2 separate regions of the Homo sapiens genome follow, and region 1 is linked to region 2. The links are chromatin loops, found by intact Hi-C in ENCODE. Cell type or tissue: PC-9. All regions are shown on one strand.

Region 1 (8,000 bases), 78 kb after region 2:
AGACTGATGCTCAGGCCCCCTTGAGAGCAACAGGAGACTCTAACTTAAAAATTATAACCCAACACTCTAATCCTGTGAGAGAGAGCTGGTGGTCCTAGTTCTCAGACCTCGGTCTTGGGAATGCTGCGGTCCAGTTGGGTTAATTGAGCCATCCAGTCTCACCAGGCAAGTTATTGGAGAACTCTGACTGCTGCAGAACTTTAAGTCCTCACCTGGAATAGGATCCCCTAGATGCCTGTAAGGGCAGATGCAAGGAGAGGAGACCAGAGAAGGCATCTGGGATGCCTGGGAGGGAGGAAGGCTCCAGCCCGGGCAAAATGCTGCAGAAGCAAAATCCATTTGTGGTAGCTTTGTGCACTCAGTCAAGGTCGGGTGCTCCCGGGTCAAAAATGCTTTGAGTAAGAGGCACTGGGGGTGGACCAGCCTCCATGTGAGACGCTGGGCTCTCCAGGGAGGGGAAGACTTCATCCGGGCTGCGGCCCCATGCTCAGTTCCGCTCTATTTAGAACACTTTTTTTTTTTTTGTAGAAAGCAGATCGCTGGGGAGGAACGCATCAGGGCAGCTGAGGGAAGCCGATTCTACTGCAGCTTTCTGAATCGTGGGTTGGGGAGATGGAGAGGGAAAGGAAAGGGCTTTGAGCAAGACAGACCAGGTAGGCTGGTGTCACCTTTCCCTGTCTCTCCACTGCCCATAACCATCCCCCACGTCCCCACCAGCTCTGCTCAGCAGCCCATCTCTGGGGAAAACTTAAATGGGGCAAGGTAGAAGCAACTGAAACCATTTTTACTTGTTCAAGGTGAGATAGGCAACTGAGATTTTAAATTCCACAAGTCCACCCAATAAAAATCCCCGGCGCAGTGAACACCTGCCGCCATAGTGTGCATTGTTGAGTGAGACTCGGGACACAGCAGGTCAGGCTTCCTGGGTGCACAGTGGCATACGATTGTCCTGATTCCTAGACAGCACAGTGGTGTGTGTCAGTGAAGACAGCATAGGATGTGGTTGATGCTTTGCTTACAGGATTTGGGTAATCTTTACCCTCCTCCACCAAAGGGATAGCATTGCTAAATACAGATTAGGTCACTGCAAACTCTGTAAGCCAAGACCGTTGTGGGTGGTCAGAGGATTTCTGGAAACAGTGTCTTTTACAACTCTTCCCTATGTTAGCCTTTGTCTTGCAAGAGGAATTTGAAGTCTGAGGAGTGGCTTCCACTTGCCCTATGTCAGGCTCACTCTGGAGCTCGTGGGACAGGTGGCTGTGTCTCCTGGACCCCAGTTGGCATCCTGGATGTCTCTTCTCCTCCTTAAAATGCACCATAGTCAATGGCCCCTCTGGACAAGGCAACTTTGAGACCAATGGAAGCAGCCAGAGAGCTGTGTACTTGCACATTGACGAGCTCTGTTTTTCTGGCCCTCCTAACAAATAAGATCCTGGTAGTGTTGGTCCAGGGGCCAGTGGATGGCTTCCTGCTGGGGTCCTTTTTGTGCACAGCCATTAGTGACCTGTACATGCTCAAATGCATGAGATGCCGCATTGCTTTCCAGCTGGCTGGCTGTCTAGCCCTTCTGAGCCCCTACAGAGAGCCCATGGATGCCTTTCCAGCTCAGGATTAGACCCTTCCTAGATGCCTTTCTAATGCTCAGAGGAAGGAGATGGGATAGCATCTCAATTCCAGCCCCACCTTGTGTTGGTTGTGTGATTTAAGGCTGTTTACTTCATATCTCTGCATCTCAGCATCCTCCTATATAATTTGAAGATTGTAGTAGTACTGACCTCACTGGTTTTCTTTTCTTTTTTTGTGGGAGAGGGAGGTATGCATTAATATATGTAGCTCTCAGAGCACAGGACCTGAGTCATACATCCAGCTCATGTGTTAGCTATTGCTAGTGTTACTATCTCCCTGATAAACATTCCCCTAACCTTCCCCAGGTAGAAGTAATCACCCTTACTCCTGGGGAAGCACTTCCTACATATCTTTTATAGAATGGGTCCTGATATGGTTTGGTTGTGTCCTCACCCAAATCTCATCTTGAATTGTAGTTCCTGTGGGAGGGACCCGGTGGGAAGTGATTGCATCTTGGGGGCGATTTCCCCCATGCTGTTCTCATGCTAGTGAGTGAGTTATCACAAGATCTGATGGTTTTATAAGCCTATGGCATTTCCCCTGCTGGCTCTCATTCTCTCTCCTGCCACCCTGTGAAGAGGTGCTTTCTGCCATGATTGTAAGTTTCCTGAGGCCTCCCCAGCCATATGGAACTGTGAGTCAATTAAACCTGTTTTCTTCATAAATTACCCAGTCTCGAGTATTTCTTCATAGCAGCATGAGAACAGACTAATACAGGTCCCATGGAATTCCAAATAGTGACACAGTTAAGAGTCAAATTGTAGGGTTAGGCAGGTCTGAGTTTAATTCTGACTCCTTTGCTCTTGCCCTTGTGATCTAAGTCTGTTTCTTCACTTATAAAGTGAAGACAATGAGAGCAACACCCACTGCCCCAGGTTGTGAGGCCCAGGGCTGTTCTTACTTCTCACTGGCATTCTGTACCTAGGTCAGAATCTGAAAGAACATTTGTTGAACTATTGAGTTGACTCAGTCAAGTGTTCCTCCCTCCTTCAGTAGACAAATCCTCCATTGAATAAAACCCCATCATGTTATAGCTCACTCCATGGAGGTTCCTGGCTAGCCTATCTGGATTGCGGTGGGCCTTGAAGGCTTTCTTGGCTGGCAATAATTGCTTTAATGACCGACGGCCTTAGTAGACATCTACAGGTTTCGGCCTCTGTTTTCGTGGTAAGAAGGCTCAGGGCCAGGCATGGTGGCTCACGCCTGTAATCCCAGTACTTTGGGAGGCTGAGGCAGGTGGATCGTCTGAGCTCAGGAGTTCAAGACCAGCCTGGGCAACATAACAAACCCCATCTCTACTAAAAAAATTACAAAAATTAGCCTGGCCTTGGTGGCACATGCCTGTAGTCCAAGCTACTTGGGAGGCTGAGGTGGGAGGATCGCTTGAGTCCGGGAGACTGGGGTTACAGTGAGCTGAGATTGTTCCATTGAACTCCAGCCTGGGCAACAGAGTGAGAGTCTGTCTCAAAAAAAAAAAAAAAAAAAAAAAAAGAAAAAAAGAAAAAAAGAGAAGGCTCTTGTATTTATTTCTGATTCTTATTGGAGTCGTTTAAGGAGGACCATTGAGAAGACCTCTCCCATAAAAGCCAAAATGCCAGCTCTTCTGTGCAATCCTGTGCGTATGGTCTTGCTCTCAGTGCAGTCCCAAGCAGAAACCCACTGGACTTGGAATTGGAAATCTGAGCTGAGTATTGGCTTTGTCCATGTGGTAGACAGAATAATGGTCCCCAAAGATACCCATGTCCTGCTCCCTGGAATCCATGAACATGTAATCAAGTTAAGTTTCTTGAGACAGGGAGATAATTCTTGGTTAAGCCCAGGGTAATTTCAACAGTCCCTTTAAGAGAGAGGCAGGAGAGTCAGAGATTTGTAGATGCTGTAGTCCTGGCTTTGAAGATGGTGGAAGGGGCCATGAGGCCAGGAATGCAGGTGGCCTTTAGAAAAAGCTGGAAAAGGCAGGGACACGGATCGTCCTCTAGAGCCTATGTAAGAGTACAGCCCTGCTGATGCCTTGATTTTGACTCACTGAGACCGATTTTGAAATTCTAATCTCCAGAATTGAAGATAATAGGTTTGTCCTGATTTAAGCTGCTAAGTTTATGGCCATTTGTTGCAGCAGTAAGAGGAAACTCATCCGGACCCAAACAGCTAGCCACTGTAGACTTTCTTTTCACCTCTCTGGTCTTCTGTTCTTCAGTGATACGAAGAGAGAGGATGAGGACAACTGCAAAGGGTACATTCTAGCTGAGTCATCGTACAATCAGGGCTGCGGTTTACATAATGCCCACAGGTGCCAGGCCAGATGGGGTGAGTGGGGGTTGAAATCCATCCCCAGGGGTTACGATACTAGACTTGTGGCCTCACACGGGGCTGCAGCTTCCAGGCAGATATGGTGTTTCCTGCTGTCTCTCCACTCCCCCTGCAGGAAGGCACCTCTACTCACCCATCCTGCACCCACAGAGCCATACATGCCAAAGGTGGGCATGGGGGCTCTGGCACATCCTTTCATTGTTTTCTCCCCGACTGCCAGGAGTGCAGAGCGGCCAGAGGCCCTGGAGGGGGAAAACAGGCTACAGTGAGAAGTGCCGCAGAATGACAAATTCTAGGCCTGCAGTACAGATGCTGAATTAGCCTCAAATTTTGCTTAGGCCAAGCCCTAAGTCATGGTAAGCCATCTCTCACTGAGAGGAGCTATGCCCCATATTATAAACCAGTGGTTCTCAAGTGGGGGTGATTTTGTCCCCCTACTCCCATCCAGCGGTTGTTTGCATGTCTGGAGACATTTTTGGTTGTCCCAGCTAGGGGCAAGTGTCCTACCGGCATCTGGTAGGTAAAGGACAGGGATGCCATTAAAAATCCTACAGTGGCCAGGTGTGGCGGCTCAGGCCTGTAATCCCACGACTTTGGGAGGCTGTGGCAGGTGGATCACTTGAGCCCAGGAGTTCAAAATCAGTCTGGGCAACGTGGCGAGACCCCATCTCCACGAAAAATACAAAAAAATTAGCCGGGTGTGGTGGCATGCACCTGTAGTCCCTGCTACTTGGGAGGTTGAGGTGGGAGGATGGCTTGAGCCTGGGAGGTTGAGGCTGCAGTGAACTCTGATCACACCACTGCACTCCAGCCTGGGTGACAGAGTGAGACCCTGTCTCAAAAAAAAAAAAAAAAAGCAACTTAGAATGCACAAGGCAAGCCCCCACAACTGTCTGGATCCAGCCTTCAAAGTTGGTAGTGCTAAGGTTGAGAAATTGTGTCTTAAACCTCTGCTGCAGCATTGAACCAAGTCCGAACCCTAATCCCCCCACCTTCTCCCCAACACTTTATTTACCAAAAGGTAAGGGGGGATCTGTTATTTTTTCCAAGTACGTTTCTCCCTGTATCTTATCAATAACCACCAAGTTCAGCACACCCTTGATTAGTCACTTCCATTAACAGTGTTTATTTTGGGGTTTGTGTTTATTTTTGAAACGTGGTCTCCTTTTTCCTCCTCACTTCCTTACACACTTAGGGGGATGGGGCCAGCTTTCTAGTATAATCTAGTTCACACTTTCCTTGCTCATCTATAAACTGACTAGGCCAACCCTTGAGAACATCTCTTCTCCTTCCTTTCCTTCATAGGAAGCTGTCCACAGCTCTGAAGCAGACCATTGTCATCTTCTTCCTTATGCTTTAAAATCCTTTTTAGGATTTTAAAATATCCTAAATAATATAGCAGCAACTCCGTTGACCAACTGACTCGTGACAAAGCAGCGACTTTATTCCTAGCTTTCCACGTTCCATGAAACAAAGACATTTCAGTGGTTCTCGCCACTGAACCAGAGACAAGGAGATTTTTGGACTTGTGGGTCTCCCTCTCCCACTTCTCTCCACCCCTCCCCTTCTCACTGCAGGAGTGAGAACTGCAGAGTCTCGGAACTACATTTAAGCGTTTCTGACTCATCAAATAACTGATCCCTGTTCCTCTCCACCCACCAAATGGTTCTTAGCTCTCCCTCCCTGGCCAGAGGAATTTAAAGGCTTATGGTTGAGTAACTGGGAGTTACAGAGAATCTCCGCGCATGTTTCAAAGATTTTCATCTTTCTTTCTTTTTTTTTTTTTTTTTTTTGAGACAGACTCTCACTCTGTCACCCAGGCTGGAGTGCAGTGGTGCGATCTCGGCTCAATGCAACCTCTGCCTCCCAGGCTCAAGTGATTCTCCTGCCTCAGCCCCCTGAGTAGCTGGGATTACGGATGCCGACCACCATGCCTGGCTAATTTTTGTATTTTTGGTAGAGACAGGGTTTCACCGTGTTGGCCAGGCTGGTCTCAAACTCCTGACCTCAAGTGATCCACCTGCCTCTGCCTTCCAAAGTGCTGGGATTACAGGCATGAGCCACCATGCTGGGCCAGATCTTCATCTTTGATTGGACACCATCCATCCCTCTGCCTCCTCTTTCCTGAATTCCAGTGACGGCAAACTCTCCCCTCACCTATGCTGTCCCTCTATGTGGCCCTGTGCATAGCAGTGGCCCAAGGATGCTCTGTGGCAGGCCAGTGGCATAGGAGGCCCAGGAGTCCCCCTCCCCCCATCCTCCTTCCTGGGCCATTTATTTGAGTACCACCAGGGAGTGGGTTACTTTGGGGTATTTATTTGTTTAAACATGGGTGGCTCCTGAAAGGAGGGTGTCGGGTTTCAAGGTTAGAGGCCCCATGCAAACAGAGAGTGGGTGGCCTGCAAAATAGTGAGCAAGGTTGGAAGTGAGGAGCCCATGTGTCTTTTCATGTTTGTAGGTGGAAATGCTGATGTATGACACTATTTGTGACCCAGCTGTCTCTATCTATGACATAGAGCGACTTGGGGCTTGTGTGTGTTCAGACTCTGAGACAGCCCTCTCCTAGACTGTTGGAAGAGAGCATTTGGAAGTGGTTAGGCAATTCTTTAGGGGCAGTAACTCCTATTAATTTATCCCATGAGCGTTGGCGGCTATCCAAGTACCTTGGGGAGGAGCAGAAGAATACAGACTGAATTGGTACTAACTGCAGCCCCACCTCAGGGATTCTGGAAGAGTCCTAAAAAGCTGGGTGCAGGCTGGGCACAATGGCTCACTCCTGTAATTCCAGCACTTTGGGAGGTCAAGGAGGGAGGATTGCTTGACGCCAGGAGTTTGAGACCAGCCTGGGCAACATAGTGAGACCCCATCTCTAAAAAAATAATTAGTTGGGCATGGTGGTCTGCACCTGTAGGCCCAGCTACTCAGGAGGCTGAGGCTTCAGTGAGTCATGATTGCATCACTGCACTCCAGCCTGGGAGACAGAGCAAGAACTTGTCTCAAAAAAAAAAAAAAAAAAAAAAATCTGGGTGCAGTAGTGGAATGGTCAGCCTCTTTCTCAAAAGATCTTGAATTGTTGATCACAATGAGTGATCCTGCCTTGTGTCCTAGGGCCAGCCTCCTTTTTGGGTTGACCTAGCCAGAAAAATATCTCTTATTAGAGTTCACATCAGCCCTGACAGGGCTTGGATTTTTGTATTAGACAGGTGCTTGTCAAAAGAAAACCCAAGACGGAGGGAAAGCCAGATGTGTAGGTGAAATTGCTGCACCCTGACCGATGATATGCCAAAATTCAGAAGCAAAGATGATATAGCATCCTGTCTCTCAGGCCCCTTTAAGGCTGTTGGCTGCAGAATTGATAACTACAGTGGGAGACTCAGCTTAGTCTCTACAAAGGGAACATGGAAAGACTGTAGAGTGTTTTGCCTGGAGATATTTCTTTGGAGGAAAAACACCAGGGAAGGTTTAGGAGACATGGCTAAAGACACTTAATGCCATTGTTAACTAAATACTAAGAGATAGAATACAGACAGTGGTGAGTGACTGTTCTCTAATGTCTTAGCTACTGTCCCCTCAGGACAGAGAGATTGTCACTAGATTAATAACTCCTGAATGCCCAAGGTAGGATGTTGGGTTCACAGCCCAGGAATCAATTACAGACCTTGTTAAAAATTAATGATGTGCACACTGAAGTGTTTAGAGATGAAGTGTCCTAATGCCTGCAATTTACTTTGACATGCGTTGAAAAAATGAGTTGGATTGATGGATAGATAAACGGAGGATAAACGCATAGATTTGTGATAAAGTACATGTAGCAAAATCTTGACAATCACAGGATCTGGGTGGTAAGTATGTGGGTACAACATTTCTGTATGTCTGAAATTTTTCAAATAAAACGTTGGGGAAAAGTACCAATCCCTGGGCTACCCAACAATGATTTTGATTCAGTGAGTTGGTGATGAAGTCTAGAAATTATTTTATTTTACTTTTTCTTTTGTCTTATTTTTTGAGATAGCATCTTGCTCTGTTGCCCAGGCTGGAGTGCAGTGGCGTGATCATGGCTCACT
Region 2 (8,000 bases):
CTTCTAGTTAATTCTTATGTCCAGCCAGCTTCATTCATTTCTGTTTGGTAACTGGTTCCTGAAGCTACCTGAAGCTACATTCCTGTTTGCTACCTGGTCCTGCAGACTGCTGAGTTTGAGACCCCTCTACCTTTGAGGAGATCTTGAATGATCCACTGAGGAACATGAGGCAGGTGATGGAACCCATGGTTGGAAACTGGGGGGAATCCCTGGTTTGTGCAGCTTCTTCTCTTCTGTGTGCTGCAGGGCCTCTCCCTGGGATGTGGCCTTATTTGGCAGGTGTAAGTGCATTGGCCAGTTTGGAGGGAGATCTGCCCCCTACTAGCTGTGTGACCTTGGGCAAATTGCCTTCCCTCTCTGGTCCTCTCTCTTCTCTTGTATAAGGTGAACTGGTTGGAGTACACTGATAGTTTAGTTAAAAAAATTGTAGCCACTTATTTGTGCAACCATTTTCATGTAAGATTTTGTTTACACGAAGGGACGGCAAATTGTAGCCATCCCTTTGTGTAAACAAAATCTTAAGTGAAAATGGAATCTGTGGGACGTCTGAATGGTGCAGCTGAAGGGGGCCGGAGAGTCCTGAGAGGCATGCCTCGGTTTGCTATCCTTCCTGAAAGCCCCTGGGGGAAGCCTCCAGATGACACACTGTTAACCACCAAACTAGATGCTCCCTAAGATAGTATGAGTCTTACCTGATGTGAGCAAAATGGGGGCCCTGTGGCTTGCCAGGTGGTCACTGGTAAATTGCACAAGGCTTACTCCAGTGGTGACTGGGTGGGGAGAAGGGAAGCGCACTTATATAGACTCATGTATAAATAGATACTTGTAATATACGAGCATCTGCTCTGTGGAAGATGTTTTTTTCCAGGCCCAGAAGTGTAAGATCCGGTGCCTATCTTCAGGCGGGTGGCAAACAAACATCACATAAAGGAGAGTGTCTGGCTTGTGTCTTCTGGGTACGTGATCCCCCTGACTTCAGTGTGAGAATGTGGCCAGAGCGTCTGGGGAAGACAGGGAGAGTTGTCAGAGAGGAGTTTTGAGGAGGCCCTGAAGGCTCGCCGGCTGTTAAGGCCTGAGCTGTAGTGGGCAAGAAGAGATGGCCAGTTCAGGTAGAGGAAGCCTGCTTTGAGCTGAAGACCGGAGGTGAATCTGGACAGGGCTTCCCAGGACCAGTAAGTAGCTGGGTGGGACTGGAGCCATGGGGGTCACGGAGGAGATGGGGTTGAAATGGTGGGTGGGGCCAAGAAGGGACAGGGTTTCTACAGCTGGCCTGTGAGTGTGGGAGGCTTGGGAAGCTTGTGAGTTAGGAATTGGCCTGGCCTGGTCCTCTCGGAGCAGGTTAGGGAGGGACAGATGGCGGTGAGGGCTGGCTGGTGGACTGGAGGAGCAGCAATAAGGGCCCAGGCCTCAGCAGTGGCAGAGACAAAGCGGGGATGAAAGCAGGTGCCACTGGGAAGGTAGAATTGACAGCATGGGGTCAGAATGCTTGTGGGGAAAGAGAGGGTGCACCCGAGATGATGTCGGAAGTGTAAACCTGAGCTAGACAAATGGTTATTCTTTCCCTAATTATTTAGCACACACTTCTTGACTGTCTCCCCTGTGCTAAGATCTGGGTGCAGTGAATAAGCTGAGATGGAGGACACAGGAGGGGTTCTGGTGAGTTCCTGGAATCGCCTGAGTCTTTTGCTTGGGAAAACGTCTACTTGACCTCTAGAGATGGGGATTTGAGGTGAGGCGGAGAGGCCAGGGGTGGTGCTTTGTTTATTTAAACAGTGGTGACCGGGTTCCTACTGCACATCACATAATACCAGGTTGTGGGGATAAATGCAGGCATGGAGTCTTGCTGATCAGACATGTGTGAGATAAGCATATGAAGAAATTACAGGACAGTGTCAGCAGTGCTGCAAGACAGGTAGGAGCAAAGGGTGGAGCTGGACCCAGGGTTGGCCAAAATCTTTGTGCCAAGGGACTGGGGGTGTGTATCCACACCCAGCAAAAGATGGAGTCATGGGATGGGTCCATAGTGGGAGAGCTGGGAGACTAAGGAGAGATGGATTCCTGGAGAACACTGCAGTGTTTAGGTGCGTGGAGGCCAGTGGGGATCAGGGGACATGGGAAGCACAGTGGGACTGGGGAAGGAAGCCAGGAGTGTGCAGCATGGCGCAAAAGGGGAGGAGGGAAAGAGTTTTACAAAGAGGATGAGGACTGATCATAATCATGAATATTCATAACAAACTGGTTGACTGCACACTGTGTACCATTCAGTCTTCAAATGCATTCTATGCATTGCTTATTTTAGTTCGGAAGACAGCAATAGTAGGCATTATTTTTTATACCATCTTGCCACACCCAGAGTGGCAAGAAGAGGTGGTCGCTGGCTTCTGAGGTCAATGTTTCTTGCACTTTGGAGACTCATAGTCCAAAGAGTTCCTTTCTGATCTGGGTGGAGGTCATCAGTGCTGGCTGAAGTAGAACCAAAGCAAGCAAGCACCCCTTCTGAGAGTCTTGAATTGAATTGCACCTACCCTTTTCCACCCGGCCTCCCCAGGCCTTCCCACACAAACAGGGAGAGGTAGGGGAGAACGCTGTGTTAAAAATGTACTGTCTGTTTAGTTAGAGGACTTGGACTGTTCAGACAAGCCCTGTTCGCCCTGGCATTTCTCACTGTCGGAAAGGTGACTTGGTCTCTCTGCCTTTGGTCTCAGTGGGAGGAGGCGGGGAGGTGGAGTCCTGCAGGTGTGGTCGCCGGCCAGGGTTTTATATGTTTTGCTGCTGAGGAGAGAAAGCACACACAGTTCAGGGCTAATGACAGGGCACCGCAGGTAGGAACATGACTGAGCCCTACAGCTTGCACATGTGTGGTTGGGCAAAAGACAATTGCAGATGTTCCTGGAATTCCCAAACCGGATACAAAATCGCTAGCAGGATGCAGAGAAAGAGGAATGAGCCAAGTGTTTTACATAATGAGAAGCTTGCCTCCCGCCTGGTCTCTCTCTCTCTCTCTCTCTCTCCCTCCCTCTCTCTCCCTCTCCCTCTCCCTCTCTCTCTCTCCCTCTCTCCCTCCCTCTCAGTGCCGTGGCGGGTCGGGCCTCCTTTTCCTGAAATCCCAAGGATTAGGAAACCAGTGTGCGTGTCTGGAGGGCGGAGGGCGGCTCCAGCAGACGGCCTTGTCTTGCTTTGGTCGGTTTATATCCAGGATCCGTGCCTTTCCACCGGGTGTGGTGGGCCCAGAGGCAGCCAAGGAGTGTGCTCTTCTGTCCAGATGAGCCTTGGTGCCCAGAATGGAAAAGAAATCAGGCATCGGGCCTAAGAGGAACTGAAAGCAGCCACCCAACTCTTTCCCAGGGCCCTCATTTTGAATAGAATTCTCTCTGGGTGGCAGCAGACTCAGCTCTGGGACATTTTGCCTCCAGCCTGGACCTTGGAGGCTGACAGTGGGGAGGGCTGGGCCTAGAGGAAGAGCAGAAATGGGGAATATTTGGAAGCGGAGGCTGCTGGACGCAGAGACCTCCTGTTGGGGGTAGTACGTGGAGACAGAACCCTGCTTCTGGGCATCCTGGGGTAGTACTCACAGGGGCAGGGGGCCCAGGCATCTGCCAGAGCCAAAAATAATGAGCCAAGGCTCACATCCCTGCAGTTGGCTTCTCAATCACCGTTCAGTACCTTCTATGACCCCCAGTACAAGGTGGCCCTTAACCATTTGTCAAATGCATCCACTCTCCTCCCTCTCCCCAGTTCTAAAGGGTTCTTGGAGTCCATCTGAGCTGTGTTTCACTTGAGCGAAATGTTTAGGAGTTGGGCAGGAAGACTACTCCTTCATGGTAGCCTTGATGGAAGGTTTTTCTGAACAAGTGATATAAATCCCATGGGGTGGCTCCCCAGACACCTCCTTCTCATCACCTCCTTAACATACAGGAATCTGTGTTTTTAAGGATGCTGAACCCGTGCATCCCGTATCTCTGTCTGGAATTGCACTTCAGGTTCCAATCCTTGCTGCAGTGAACCTGGTGAGTTAATTTTCTTCTCATCAGTTTCAGTGACTACCTCCACAAAACACAGAGAAAATATTTACCTGTCTCATATGTTAATATGAGGATGAAAAGCCGTTTTTCCATGTCAAGTTCTTTCATGGAACAAGTGCTCAATACATGGGAGCTATTATCACGATTATCATATTCTTTTCAAAAGAAAGAGCTCTCTCAGGGTTTCCATTTAAATATTTGATTCTAGACCAGGAGTTGGCTAACTACAGTCTGTGGGCCAAGACCGGCCTGCCACCTGTTTTTGTACAGCTCGTGAGCTAAGAATCCTTTCCACATTAAAAGTTAAAATCAAAAAAAGGAATATTTTGTGACATGTGAAAATTATATGAAATGTAAATTTCCAAGTCTATGAATAAAGTTTTATTGAGACTCAGCTATACCTGTTCATTTGCTTATTGTCTATGGGTGCTTCATGCTACAATGGCAGAGTTGAGTAGCTCCGATGGAGATGTCATGGCCCACAAAGTTGAAAATGTTTACTCTGTGGTCCTTTACAGAAAAAGCTTGCCAGTCCCTATTCTAGATGACTGATTATTAAACAGGGAGTGTAGGAGTAGGTACCTAGTACAAAAATTGCTGGGCTTAATGCTGATTGGAATAGAGTTCACTAACAGTTGGAAAAGAAGAAAATGCAAGTATCTTTGGTATTTTAAAATAACAGAAGTAAAAAGGAAACAGGGACTGAGTTTTTGAGAATCCTGTACTGTTGATGATGTCACTTTTTCAGAAGTAATCTCTAAGTTTCAGTACACAGGCTGTAGGTATTTGCAGAGGGTGTGTGTTCTAAGATTCCCTTAAGCAGGGAACTCCCTAGGCTGTTGAATGGGTCAGGGTGGGGGTTGACAGTGGGGAGTGGAAGGGGGAGGCTTGACTCATGTCCACCCTCCTCATCCCTCTGCCTTTCCACAAGTGGGAGCTGCCTGTAGAAACAGAGCATTGCTTAAGAAGCTCAAGTTTTATTTCACCTGTTGGGTGTATTTGTCTGTTTATACTCTGCCTCATTCCACTTTCTTCTAGAAAGGATTTAAGGCAGCCAGGACCCTTCAGTGTCAAAAATCCCAGATCCTAGAAGAAGCAATGCCTAGGGGCTGTGTTTGAGGGGAGTACGCAGAGTGAGGTGTCACTGATGATTTCAAAGAGGTGACCCTGGAGCTGAACTGTTTTTCAACGAAGGGAACATTCTTTTCTTGCCTTTATCTCTCTGTCCCCTGTCACCCCGATCTCTGCTCCCACTCCCAACTCCTCAAAGGGCAAATTGTGTTGCCTTGGGTCTCATGGAGGAGAGAAGGCAGGGACAGAGAAGAGTCTGCCCGAAGCAAATGCCAATCCTTGCAGAGTGCCGAGCGAGCTGGGAGCAGCGGTGAGCTGGGTTGAGGGGCAGCCATAGGAACAAGCGCAGGGAGAAGGCTGAGTAATGGACGGGAGGCACAGTGGGTGACAGGGCTGAGAGCACAATTTATGAGTCACCCCGAGCAGCTGCTCTTTGCCCCAGGGGAGCAACTCACACATTCCCAAGGGAGCCAGTGCCTGGGAGACGTGACGTCGTTGTCACTGGGAGAGGAGTTTCAACCATGTGTGGCTTCGGAGGAGCTTGTTCCCATGGGTAACACCCAAGATTCTCAGGATGCAAAATCCCAGCCAAAAGGAGATGGGGCTCTAAGACTTCTTGTGCATGCTTGTATGTATGTATGTATGTGTGTGCAGGTGTGCATATGTGTGTGTGTGCATGTGTGTGAAAGAATGTGTCTCCTCCATGCTGAGACCTCATTATTAACTGCTGATCTGTGCATCCAGGGTGGTAAGAACTTTCATCGTTCATGGAGGAGGTGGTGGCTCTGTGACTAATAGCCCGCCAGTCCGTAGCCATCCCAACATTTTTCTCAAGGATGCTCCCTCCACAAAATCCTGCTCCAAACCCATGATTTGCATGAAACATTCCCTGTTCAACCACGACGGCTCCTCATCTGGCATGTACATTTGGATCATGGTTAGAGGGGGCTGGCCACCTCTGATTGAATTCAGAAAGCCAGCCCGGTGCCGCCCACTGACTCTCTCCCAGGCATCAGCCTTAAAGTTCTGGCAGCTATTCCCAGCTAAATGGGTGCATCAGGCCTTCTTACTGCATAGATAGTTAATAGGGGAAGGAAGAGAGCTCACTCACAGCCTCTCACTGCTGCAGTTTGTTTTATAAACCTGATAGGCACACAGCAAACCCAATGACCAGATACAATGGAAGCAGCCTTTCCTTTTGCACTGTCACCAGCCGTGGCTTTATAAAACCGTTGTTTTTCCTTACCTGGGAAGCCCTTGGGCTGTCCCTTACTTCCTTGATAAGCCAGGCAAGGACATGACAACCTTTAAAATATTGTATCTCTGTGGATAACTGAGCCCAAGAAGAGGAAGGATCTAGTGTATGCCTCCTTAACAATGAAATGAAAAACACAGGGAGCCAAAACCAAGTTTAAATGAGGGTCAGTGGATAACGCATGAACTGGGAACACAATTTGGTTGGGGAAGCTTGTCTATCCGTGGTGTTTTCTGGATAGCTGTTTTCCAGCACACACAAGTATACAACACTTATTTAAAACAGGCCAAGTGCGGTGGCTTACACCTATAACCCCAGCGCTTCGGGAGGCCGAGGCGGGAGGATCACTTGAGCCCAGAAGTTCAAGACCAGCCTGGGCAATGTAGTGAGACCTCATCTCTACAACAAATTTGAAAATTAGCTGGATGTGGTGGCACACACCTGTGGTCCCAGGCACTTGGGAGGCTGAGGCAGGAGGATTGCTTGAGCCCTGAAGGTCAAGGCTGCAGTGAGCCATGACTGTGCCACTGCACTCCAGCCTGGGAAACAGAGGAAAACCCTGTCTCAAAGAAATAATAAAAGAAAAGAAATAAAACAGACTTCCCCAAGAATAGTAAACCACAGTTACAAGTTCATATTTGTAAGTTTATTGTTTTATTGAATCTATTTTTTGGGGTGGATACTTGTTGATAGTCCCTGTGGGTACCTGGGATGTTCCTCCTAGCATAGACGGCAAAAATTTCCAGTGAATTCCTCATTTCCTCCTGTTTCTTTGTGAATGCCCGTAGCTTTAAGGGCCTCTCACCTCCTCAGAGGCAGAGGAGGTTTGTGGACTGGGTGCTAAGCTAATACCCAGGAACTGAATTTTGTTTTGTTTGCTCCACCCACTCTTGGGTAGAGGTGCCGATAGGATGGCCACACTGTGGCCACAGCAAACAGAAATGACCAGCACTACCCAGATAGGAAGCACACGTGCCCAGCTGATCCTTCGGTCCTGGGGAGCTACCTGAATCTCATGGGAAACCCACTTTCCTTTTTCCCCACCACAGACTTGGCTTTCTGCTTCCTTTCTGCTCTGCTCTTTCTGAAAATGCAAATGTGTGTTGGGCAGATCTCCTATGCAGGGAGATTGGCAGAGCCCCTAGGGACACTTGACTGACCAAGGCTTCTTCGTGGAGAGCTGTTTTCTGGTTTATTCTGTCTTGTGATCGATAGGAAACACTGGCCAGGCTTCTTATTTTCCAAGGCTGCTGCTTTCTGACAGGCTTTAAGGGATTAAGGGTTGAATACAGGTGGGTTTCTTCCCCCTCCTGACTCTGTCACCTGGACATTGCCATGGCAATAATCCTCCCTGAAACAAAAATAAAGGGCAGAACCGGTTGGACAGAAAGTGTAGCCGAAAAGTCTTCCAGGGACACTGAGAGTTGAGGGACTTTGAGGCCGCATGGGGCTCCATAGAGCAGCAATCCCCAACCTTTTTGGCACCAGGGACTGGTTTTCTGGAAGATAATTTTTCCGTGGATGTGGTGGGGTGGGGTGGGGTGGGGGTAGTTTCTGGATGATTCAAGCACATTACACTTATTGTGTACTTTATTTCTATTATTATTACATTGTAATATGAAATAATTATACAATTCACCATAACATAGAAT

Evidence for each region. Hi-C counts contacts between places; a loop is a spot of excess contacts. Peaks named below come from ENCODE experiments on the same cell type or tissue, not always from the same donor. Only the 100,000 strongest peaks of a DNase experiment are listed, where the experiment ranks them.
Region 1: it touches region 2 in a loop (6-fold over the local background); 3 of 110 quality-filtered maps call a loop at or near these places.

Annotation. Positions count from the first base shown.
Region 1 is chr17:72,385,255-72,393,254 of GRCh38, reverse strand. No RefSeq gene overlaps it. Among named protein-coding and RNA genes, the nearest start is that of LINC02003, 46 kb to the right of the region's middle. RefSeq lists enhancers at 553-602, 5,598-6,097, 6,098-6,599. In PC-9, a CTCF peak has its summit at 4,106; DNase peaks (open chromatin) are centred at 1,854, 3,914, 5,584 and 6,904; H3K27ac peaks cover 7,275 bases.
Region 2 is chr17:72,463,231-72,471,230 of GRCh38, reverse strand. All of the region lies in intron 1 of LINC00673 (long intergenic non-protein coding RNA 673), which reads left to right. Among named protein-coding and RNA genes, the nearest start is that of LINC02003, 120 kb to the right of the region's middle. RefSeq lists enhancers at 2,459-3,136, 5,523-5,732. In PC-9, no CTCF peak of the experiment used is centred here; DNase peaks (open chromatin) are centred at 4,870, 5,570 and 7,700; H3K4me3 peaks cover 1,225 bases; H3K27ac peaks cover 6,676 bases.